Regions from separate parts of the Homo sapiens genome. Here region 2 is linked to region 1. The links are chromatin loops, found by intact Hi-C in ENCODE. Cell type or tissue: ascending aorta. All regions are shown on one strand. Links, peaks and the distances in the headings refer to the core of each region. The heading gives the core; the rest is flanking DNA.

Region 1 (5,389 bases), core at 332-5,331:
TTCCAAGTCTTTGCTATTGTGAACAGTGCCACAGTAAACATATGTGTGCATTTGTCTTTACAGTAGGATGATTTATAAAACTTTAGGTATATACCCAGTAATGGGATTGTTGGGTCAAATGGTATTTCTGGTTCTAGATGCTTGAGGAATTGCCACACTGTCTTCCACAATGGTTAAACTAACTTATACTCCCACCAGCAGTGTAAAAGTGTTCCCATTTTCTCCACATCCTCGCCAGCATCTGTTGTTTCCTGACTTTTGAATAATCACCATTCTAACTGGCCTGAGATGGTATCTCATTGTGGTTTTGATTTGCATTTCTCTAATGACCAGTGATGATGGGTTTTTTTTCATGTTTGTCGGCCGCATAAATGTCATCTTTTGAGAAGTGTCTGTTCGTATCCTTCGCCCACTTTTTGATGCGGTTGTTTGTTTTTTTCTTGTAAATTTGTTTAAGTTCCTTGTAGATTCTGGATGTTAGACCTTTGTCAGATGGATAGATTACAAAAATTTTCTCCCATTGTGTAGGTTGCCTGTTCACTCTGATGATAGTTTGTTTTGCTATGCAGACGCTCTTTAGTTTAGATCCCATTTGTCAGTTGTAAGCCTGTGGTTTTATAAAGGTACATATGATATGATTATAAAACAATGAGATAAATTTTACTGTGTTGGTATAGAAACCAGTATCCTTTCTGACATATGTACATTGTATGTGGATACATCTTCATATATAAAATCTGGTATACATGATAACATGGAAAGTTAGGATACAAATAACTTTCTCATCACATCAGAATTTTCTTATAGTACAGAAATGCCAAGAGTATAGTATAATTATTTTTATGTTTTTCATGATAGTTGCCCACTAAAATAAACATGATTATTTTAAAATAACTAATCTTTAATTTTTCATGAAGCCTCCTAAATTTTAGCATAGAAAAAAGCTGTTTTTTAACATAAATATTCATAACTGACATTTATGTAACCTTTTTAAACAACCTACTTAAATGTACTCAAAATTGAGTTATTTTAAGCTTCCAAAGTACCTGCTAATTCAACTGACCGATTTTTTTTAACATTTATTTTATCATTTGATCATTCAGTAAACTTAAATGCATGATACAATTTTTAACCAAAGCGATAGTAAGAATTATGGCAAATGCATGTTTAACAAGGAACAGAATTGTTAATTTTCTGGATGTAGGAGTTCTGAGTCTACCATGGAGTACAGTGTCCACGTAGGATATCATTATTTTGTTTAAAATATAATAATTGAAAGAGATTGACTGATTAAGACATTGGGATTTTCTTCTTGTATTTATTGGGGGAAAATTAGTTTATCACCTGAATCACCAATAATATCAATAGAAAGCATGATGCTACCCACATTAGATAAATCTGGCCTGCAGCTTGTTTTGGTAAATAAAGTTTTATTGGAACATAGCCACACTCACTTACATATTGCATATGGCTGCTTTCATGCTACAAAAGTTGAGGTGAATAGTTGTGAAAAAGCCAGTTACCTGCAGAGTATAAAATACTTACTACTTGGACCTTTACAGAAAAAGTTTGCTGACCTCTGACTTAAACTTATTTATCTAACACTATTTCTTTAGTGATAAAATAAATACATATTAAATTCAAAACCTTCCTTCAAAATATGTGTACAGTTTTATGTAATAATAGTACTAATCAAAAGTAACTTACTGCATAAATGGTTTTCATAATAGTAATGTTAATGAAAACATTAATAACAATTATCATTTTTTTTGCCATGGTTTTATTTTTGTTTATTTTTATTTTTTTAAATCAATTGCCATCTCATATGCCCATATACATTTAAAACATGTCGTGGTCACTCCGTAACTTGTGTTATCTATAAGAGTCTTTTCTCGAACTTGACTAATATTTGGACATCATTTAAATGAACATAATTCTCATGAAACCCTACTGCTGACTACTTTATTTTTCTTATGTAACTTTAATTTGTACAAGCCAAAATCTAAGTAAAAATTTTTATGGTTATAATTATCACACAAGCATAAATCTAAAATATAAAATCAAACAAAATTATAAATCCAATTTTTCAAGTTTATAAAATGTAAAACAACACATGTAATTTTGATTAAACAAAATCAGTTCTCACAACAGGAAATTAATAATGACTGTTTCAGTGTAAATTCCTTTCAGTTTGGTCTGTTCTTTCCACTCTGTATTAAGTTTGTGAATCAGTTCATGACCACTCATGTGCTGTCTGAACTGCTATGAAATATTTGTTTGTACATTGTGCCAACACTGCATACTAAGTCTTGCTTTTAAGTTCTGGTTGGCACCAGCTCCTTTAACAGTTGCAACACAATCACACAAGTTGGTAATCTAGATGATCCAGAGTATAGTTACTTTAAAATCAACTTGATTTCCTTTTTGTTGAATTTTGAAGAAATTTTCAAACATTCACATCTGAAATTATTCCTTTAGATATGTTCTGCACATGTGCAGGCTTGTCTGCCACGTGTCCTGCCCTGTATACTGCCAGCTTGCAATTCCTTTCTGTTCTCTTGACCGAAGAAGCAAAAGGGCATCTCCAGGCTAAGAGCAAAACACATTTATGCTGTAGTCCAACAGTGGCTTCACTTCTTGATGACTCTCAGGAAAATCAGAAATCTCTAGAACAACTTAGTGATGTAATCCTTCAGGTACGTCATTTCTTGGTTTTTCAAAAACTTTATTTAGCGTTTAAATAAATTGACTTTCAGTCATGGTCTTGTTAAAAACTGTCTCAGTCATTTAAATTAAGAAATAGTAATGCTTATTATGACTGTTTAAATGATACAAAAGTTTATAAAGTTAAATTAACTATCTCCTCCTTAGCCCCACCCGCTTATGTTGACCAGTTTCTTCAGTGAATATGATGTAAAGATTTGAAGTGAAATATTACTAATCTAAATCTAACAGTTGATCAAAACAGTGTTTCATATCATGACCAAAATGGATATATTTCAGAAATGCAGTTATGGTTCAAAATTTATTGTAATTTTAAAGATATATCTACGTCTCTGAAAATATATTCTAAGTGACATTTGATTTCTAGAAATGGACCACAGATTTTTGGGGTTGGTTACATGTATAGGTAAGTGGACTTGTCTGGCACATTTGGAAGAAAATGCCCCCTTTCCAAGCCCTGTTGCCTGTTTTATCTTATAAAATTATGTTTACAGTCTAAAATGTGAATCAAGAATTTTGTTAATCAGAAAACATTCTAAAATCACTAAAGTATTATTTTATAAGTAGATGAGTAATTTTTTAAAAACTGTGTGTTTACTAAGTTAAAGTTGTACATTGTTTTTTACAAATAGGAATATTTTTAGATTTTTCAGTATTTAGAATTATTCTTTTTAATCATGTGGTTTTATGATTTTTGTCTTCTCACTGAAAGGCAGAAAAGTAGTAGAATTGTTGATTGAAGAATTTGCTTCAGCTTCCCAATCAGCCAGCCACGTTTGGCAAAGATAGAAGATTGTCTGTGTGCTGGTTTGTTATAATTCCTTTGTTGCTTAGAAGATTGTTCCTGTGCTGATTTGTTATAGTCCCTTTGTTGCTTAGAATTTGGAGATTTTTACCCACTTCTTTGCCTGTGAGAGTCATGATCATGCAGATATTTCTGGTATGACTGCTTGTGCATTTTGGGCACAAGGCTTGATGATGTTGAGATGCAGAAAGGATTGCCAGTAAGAAGAAAATGCTTCCTGGTTCACCCAGGAGCTGTCCTGTGGAGAGTGTCACAGGGTCCTCAGGGGACTTTGTCTCCCTTGTGCTACAAAATCTGGTTACCTTTCCAGCATAGATAAGAAGCCTGTTAAGGCATCCCCCATTTTCTCATCCATCTCCAGCAGCGCCTTCAGAAGCCTGGATAGAGCTCTAGGGGAGAAGCGTTCCTCAAAGCATTTCTCTAAAAGCCTCTTATTCTTGGGAGGCCATAGCTTTCCTGTACCTACTACCTCACTGTCAGTTCACTCAAATTTTCTTAGTTGAAAACAAAAACTGGACGTTGTCCCAGTTTTCTCATTCCCCATCAGAACAACAGACTTTATTTCCCAATGATTAACTGAGTCTCCAGTTTTGCACTTTAAAGAATGTTGTAAGGAGGAAAATTCAAACCTTTTCAAAAGTCTCCCAACCACAACCCCTATGTAATTTAATTATAAATTTCCCAACTTTGGCTTTGGTTGGAGCACGGTACTGCTTGGGGAAAGGCTTTTGCTCTTGCTGACACACTTGGCTCGTCAGAGAATTTCAGTGACTTCACTCAGAGGACTGAGTGCAGTGAGGGCAGTGTGCTGGGCCCTGCCCTCCCTGCTGAGGCCAAAATGGCAATAGGTGTGGGAGCCTGGCTCTGCATGGATGACTGTGGGTGTCCTGCAACCAATCCTCCTGGACCTGGGAAATTTAAAGACTTCCAGCCAGGCAAAGCCAGGGCTATTTTATTTCCCAACTCTTTAATGTTGTTTGTGGTGCTGTGTTTGAAGGGTCTCTGATGAGACTCATGATGCATATGGATCCATGTAGGGTAATGAATCAGTTTATAATAGTATACGCAGGAAAAAAAAAATCTGTGCTAGAGGAATTTGTGAAATTTACCTTGCCCTTATTTTTACCTAATACTTTGTAATATTATTCATTATAAAAGCTTTTGTTTATAATTTTTTTGTTACCTTTTTGGACAAAGAAAATGAGATAGCCTACAGTCACAGAATATCTCAATGATTTTCCTAATGACTAGCTAATTTTCCTCTTTATTTCTCTAAATTACAAATCACGTATTTTGTGAGGGTATGGATACATTAACCAATTATTTAAACCATGTTTCCTAATAAATCATACTCTTTGTGTTCGTGTAAGCAGTAGAATTTGGATACATGACATCTGTTAGAAAGGCACAGGCAAGTTTAAGACAAAGAAAGTGAAGAGAGGAAGTATACTCCTGGCACACTCATGACAAAATGTGTACCTAATGTAAGTTGGGACAGTTAATGGGCCTATTAAATTACAAACACTGTTTTCTTTGCCTTATAGAAATAGGATATGTGAATTAAAATATTATTAGAATACATTCAACAGCAACACGTTTTGATAAGTAATAAATGTAGCTTACTATATGTCCATGGAGGCTGTGGTTTGGGCCAGGTGCTGTATGAAGCAAAGTAAATTACAGTCTTTAAATTATCTGAAGAAATTATATTCTAAAATTGATGTCTTTCAAAGGTCTAAGTTTTCTGTAAAATCATACTCAAAAAACATTTGATATGGGACCTTAGGCAAATCACTTAACTTCTTGGGATTCAGTTCTTCAAGTGCAAAATGATAGGCTTTTATTACATTATTACTAAGT
Region 2 (5,389 bases), core at 99-5,098, 140 kb before region 1:
AGATAGTTTCAGAACAGCAATATTAACATTGCTATGAACAATTCTAATGAAAAGTTCAAGATTTCCTGGCAGTTCTTTTTGAGATAGACTAATCTCACTAAGGATATACAGTCAAAATACTGTGCCTTAAAGCTACCGTTACCCATTCAGCATACAGTTAGATTTTTTTTTGTTTGTTTTCACTATTGGGAATTGTTTTTTCTTCATAAAAATGTAGCTCAGAGATGCCTCTCTCCCATCCAGTTACCTTTAAGATGTTTTCCTTATTGGTAGTCATTTTTATTTTCTGGCTATTTTTTTCTATTTTTATTTTATTTTTGCAAATGTAAGCAACTAAGTATGTAGATTCTTATCCTCTCCCCATCCTGCATAAAAGGTGGTATATTATAGACACTGTTTTGCACCCTGTTTTTATAACTTAAAAATACGTCTTATGTGCATAGAATAGTAGGTATGAGGATTATTCCCTATCTATCTATACGTGAGATTTTCTCGTTCTTTTTTATAGGTAGCAAATGCTTCGTTGTGTATTTGTTAACCTAGTCTCTTGATGGATATTATTGTTAATATAAATTATGTACAAAGAATAATGGGCTTATGCTATTTCATAAATGTGCAGGTATGTCTCTAGGGTAGATTTATTTAAGTGGGCATGCTGTTTTTCTAAAAAACTTTTATTTAGCTTCAGCGGTACGTGTGCAGGTTTGTTATGTAGGTAAACTGTGTCATGGGGGTTTGGTGTACAGATTATTTTGTCACCCAGGTAATAAGCCTAGTACCCGATAGGTAATTTTTGTGGTCCTCCTCCCACTCTCTGCCGTCGAGTAATCCCTGGTGTCTGTTATTCCCCTCTTTGGGTCCATGTGTTCTCATTGTTTAGCTCCCACTTATAAGTGAGAATATGTGTATTTGGTTTTCTGTTTCTGGATTAGTTTGCATAGGATAATGGCCTCCAGCTCCATCCATGTTGCCGCAAAGGATATGATCTCATGCATTTTTATGGCTGCATAGTATTCATTGGTGTGTATGTACCACATTTTCCTTAATCAGTCTCCCATTGATAGGCATTTAGGTTGATTCCATGTCTTTGCTATTGTGAATAGTGCAGCAGTGAACATACACATGTATGTGTCTTTATGGTAGAATGGCCTCAAGTGATCTGCCTGCCTTGGTCTCCGAAAGTGCTAGAATTACAGGTGCGAGCCACCGCGCCCGGCTGAGCCATGTTGTTTATGTAGTAGTACAGCAGTTCCTCACTTGGCATCATAGATAGGTTTTCGGAAACTGTGACTTTAAGCAAACTGACTTATAACAAACCCAGTTATTTTTTCTCATCAGCATTTAGTGAAATGGCATGGAACTTGTAATGCTGTTTCATTAAAGTCAGTTTCCAAGAACCTGTTGACCAAGTTAAGTGAAGGCTTACTGTAGTTTATTCATTTTATTTCTGAGTAGTATTACATTGTGTGGACATACCACAATTTGTTTATCCATTCACCTGTTGGTGGACAATGGGGTTGTTTCTAGTTATTACAAATAACATTCCTATGGACATTCCAGTTGTTCCACATCTTCAACATCTATTATGTTCAGTTTTTTTTTTTTTTTTGGGGGGGAGAGGGCATTCTGATAGATGTGCAATGGTATCTTAGTGGGTTTTAATTTGCATTTCCCTAGTGACTGATGATTATGAGCATCTTTTGTAATTTTTAGAGAGCAAGTCTAGGTTTTTTTTTAAAAAAACACTTATTCTTAAGTATTCTTTTCAATGCCATTGTGAATGAAAATTTTAAAAGTTTTTGGATTGCTCATTGTTAGTATATAGAAATACAATTGATTTTTGTGTATTGATCGTCTATTTGGTGGCCTTGCTGAACTTACTAGTTCTGGTAGTTTTTTTTGTTTTGTTTTGTTTTCTGGTAGATCCCTTAGGATTTTCTATCTATAAAATCTTGTTATCTGTGAATAAAAACAGTTTTAAGATCATCTTATCTGTGAATAAAGACAGTTTTATTTCTTTCTATTCACTCTGGATACCTTTAATTTTTTTAAATTGCCTAATTGCCCTGGCTAGAAGCCTTAGTATAATGTTGGATGGATGTGGTGAGAGCCTTCTTCATGATTTAGAGGGAAGCATTCGATCTTTCACCATTAAATACAAGATTAGCTCTAGTACATTTGTATTTTGTAGATGCCTTTATAAAGTTGAGGAAGTTCCATGTATTCTTAGTTTGTTGAAAGTTTTGATCATGAATGATTATTGTATTTTGCCAAATCTTTTGTCTCTATTGAGATGATCATTTAGCTTTTTGAAGAGCAGAAAAACTTAATTTTGATGAGGTTCAGTTTCTTAGTTTTTCTTTTATGGATCATGCTTTTGATATTTTATCTAAGAAATCTTTGCCTAACTTGGAATACAAAGAGTGTTTCCTATGCTTTCTTTTAGAATTATTACATATGTTTTAGGTTTTATATCTTTGATTAATTTTGAGTTGATTTTTGTATCTAGCACAAGGTAAGGAATGAACTTTTTTTTTTATGGGTATACAATTATTTTCTCAGCACTATTTGTTCAAATGACTGTCCTTTCTTTCCTGAATTCCTTACCAACTAACTATATGTGGGTTTACTTCTGGAATCTATTTGATCGGTTTTCTCTTATGATGCCAATACCCAACTGACTTAATTATTGTAGCTTATAGTGAAGGCTTATAGTTAGCTATAGTGAAGCTTATTGTAAGTCTTGAAATAAGGTAGTATAAGTCCTTCAACTTTGTTCTTGTTTTTTTTTTCTGATATGTAGTCCTCGCTCTGTTGCCCAGGCTGGAGTGCAGTGGCGCCATCTCGGATCACTGTAAGCTCCACCTCCCAGGTTCACGCCATTCTCCTGCCTCAGCCTCCCAAGTAGCTGGGACTACAGGCGCCCGCCACCACACACACACACACACACACACACACACACACACACACACAAAAAAAAAAAAAACCTGCTGTGGTTTTGAATGGAATTGAGTTGAATTTGTAGATCAATTCAGGAAAAATTGACATCTTAATAGTATTGAATCTTCTGATCCATGAATACCATATATATGTCTTCACTTGTTTAGCTCATTATTTATTTTTATTTTTATTTTTTTTAACATGGAATCTCATTCTGTCACCCAGACTGGAGTGCAGTGGCATGATCTTGGCTCACTGCACTGTCCGCCTCCCGGGTTCAAGTGACTGTCACTACAGCTTCAGCCTCCCAAGTAGCTGAGATTACAGGCATGTGCCCAGCTAATTTTTTTGTATTTTTAGTAGAGACAGGGTTTCACCATGTTGGCCAGGCTGGTCTCGAACTCCTGACCTCAGGTGATCTGCCTGCCTCGGCCTCCCAGAGTGCTGGGACTACAGGCATGAGCCACTGTGCCCAGCCTTATTTAGCTCTTTAATTTGTCTCTGCATTGTTTTGAAGTTGTCAGTGTATAGGTCTTATACATTTGAGTATTTCAGTTTTGGGTCTTGTCCACTGGCTGACTTTTCTCTTTATGGATCTTAATATTTGATATGTGTAGTAATTTCTGATTGGATGCTGGACCTTTTCAATGTTACCATGTTGAGTGTCTTGATTTTTTATTTTACCCTTTTAGAAGCACTTTGGGAGGGTTCTGAAGCACTTTGGGAGGCCAGCATGGGAGCATTACTTGAAGCCAGGAGCTTGAGATGAACCTGGGCAACAAAGTAAGATCTTGTCTCTTCAAAAATTAGTAACATTAGCTGGGCATGTAGGTGCATACCTATAGTCCCAGCTATTTGGAAAGCTGAGGCAGGAGGATCACTCGAACCCAGAAGTTTGAGGCTGACAGGTGGTTATGTTACTTGTAGAGCAGTTTCATTTTCTCAAGACTTTAAAAAATTTTGCTAGAATGGGTCTAAAATAGTGGTTTTCAACTGGGGGGTAATTTTGCTTCCCAGAGGATGTTTGGCAACGTCGGGAGCCATTTTTGATTGTCACACCTGGAGTGGTGCTGCTGGCTTCTAGTAGATAGAAGCCAGAACAGCTCACCACAACAAAGAATGTTTTAGCTCAAGATGTCAGAAAACCTTGAGGAAGTGTTAAGGTTGAGAAACCCTGATCTAGAAGAACCTTTGCTTGGGGTTAAACTCTGCTCCTGAGATGTGATCCTTTGGGACCTCTATTGAATGTCCAAAGTGATGATTGATGACTGTCTACTCTGCCTGGTTGAAGACTGAGTTTTATTGTCTTGTGTGAGCCCTGGGAGTTGTTCAATTTAAATCTCAGTAATCATCTTTGGCCTGTATTTACAGAGTATCTACCTATAATCTAAGCCACCTAATCTCAGCATGGTCTGGGTGGAAACTTGTTTAGGTCTCTGAAATTCTTTCTTTGCATAGCTCTCCCACAATTCCTAACCATGTCAGCTTCCACAGGCATCTTCATCTCCTAAAGTCATCGAGACTGTCAGACTCTTTGGATTTCTCTTGCCTGTGTTTGCTGTACAGTAATTGTTTTCAGGTATAGTAGGACTCTCATTGCTTATTTTCCTTCTCTCTGGCATCACAGTCCTGCAATGACACTATGCCACTTTCTAGTTGATTTCTGGGGAAGGACAGGAGATGTCCTTGTTATTATTTCATGGCCAGAATTGGAAGTTTTACGTAAAGTTTTTAATTATGTCATTTAAGCAACTGGCCTATCTGTGAGTTATTAGGAGCTTAAATGTACATTTATCTAGAGTGAAAATTCTGGATCAACTTTAGAATAATCATTCAAAGTGTGGAGAGTTCAGGATACCTTGTTTTTTGCTGTTTGTATTTCAGTAGAGTAGATAATTTTAGAAAATATGGAATTAAATTTTGTTTTTTTTGTAAGAAGTGTTTTGATAAGTAATATTTTGCATGAGTAATCAACATGTGTACAGTAGTAGCCTTAAGAATGTTATATTACAACATAATATTTAAGAGATCTATGGAATACCAGAGTATGTCTCCATGTAACTGGAAAACATATCTTTTTTAACATTTCAAAATATCATAAATCATTTGTCATTTAATATCTTTCATTTTGAAATTGTCATCTGATAACCTTGCCTTCCTTGAAGATTTGGCATTCTATCTCTTCTGTTAATGTGAATTCCTAATGTCTGGTCTTCCTTCCTCTCCCTTTCTTCCTTCCCCTCTCCCTTCCTCCCTTCCCTTTTGCTGCCTTGTCAGGGCAGTAGAATCAAAATTTATTAGTCATAAAAATATATATTGACTCTTACGTTTATCAGTTTTTTTTCTCTTTATGCTATTTTGATGTAAGTCGGTCTATATTTAATTAAACATTGTTACAGGCTGTCTGAAATCCTTGTGAATAGAGGTCTGAATATAAAAAAATAAATTA

Evidence for each region. A loop is a pair of places that touch in the nucleus more often than their neighbours do. Peaks named below come from ENCODE experiments on the same cell type or tissue, not always from the same donor. Only the 100,000 strongest peaks of a DNase experiment are listed, where the experiment ranks them.
Region 2: it touches region 1 in a loop (2.3-fold over the local background); 1 of 110 quality-filtered maps calls a loop at or near these places.

The regions. Positions count from the first base shown.
Region 1 is chr18:70,045,278-70,050,666 of GRCh38, reverse strand. RTTN (rotatin) reads left to right here. Exons shown (of 49, transcript NM_173630.4): 40 at 2,479-2,696. Among named protein-coding and RNA genes, the nearest start is that of CD226, 100 kb to the right of the region's middle. RefSeq lists an enhancer at 1,914-3,113. In ascending aorta, for the core only: no CTCF peak of the experiment used is centred there; a DNase peak (open chromatin) is centred at 2,356.
Region 2 is chr18:70,182,301-70,187,689 of GRCh38, reverse strand. The region is part of intron 10 of RTTN (rotatin); the gene reads left to right. Among named protein-coding and RNA genes, the nearest start is that of RTTN, 21 kb to the left of the region's middle. In ascending aorta, for the core only: no CTCF peak of the experiment used is centred there; no DNase peak of the experiment used is centred there.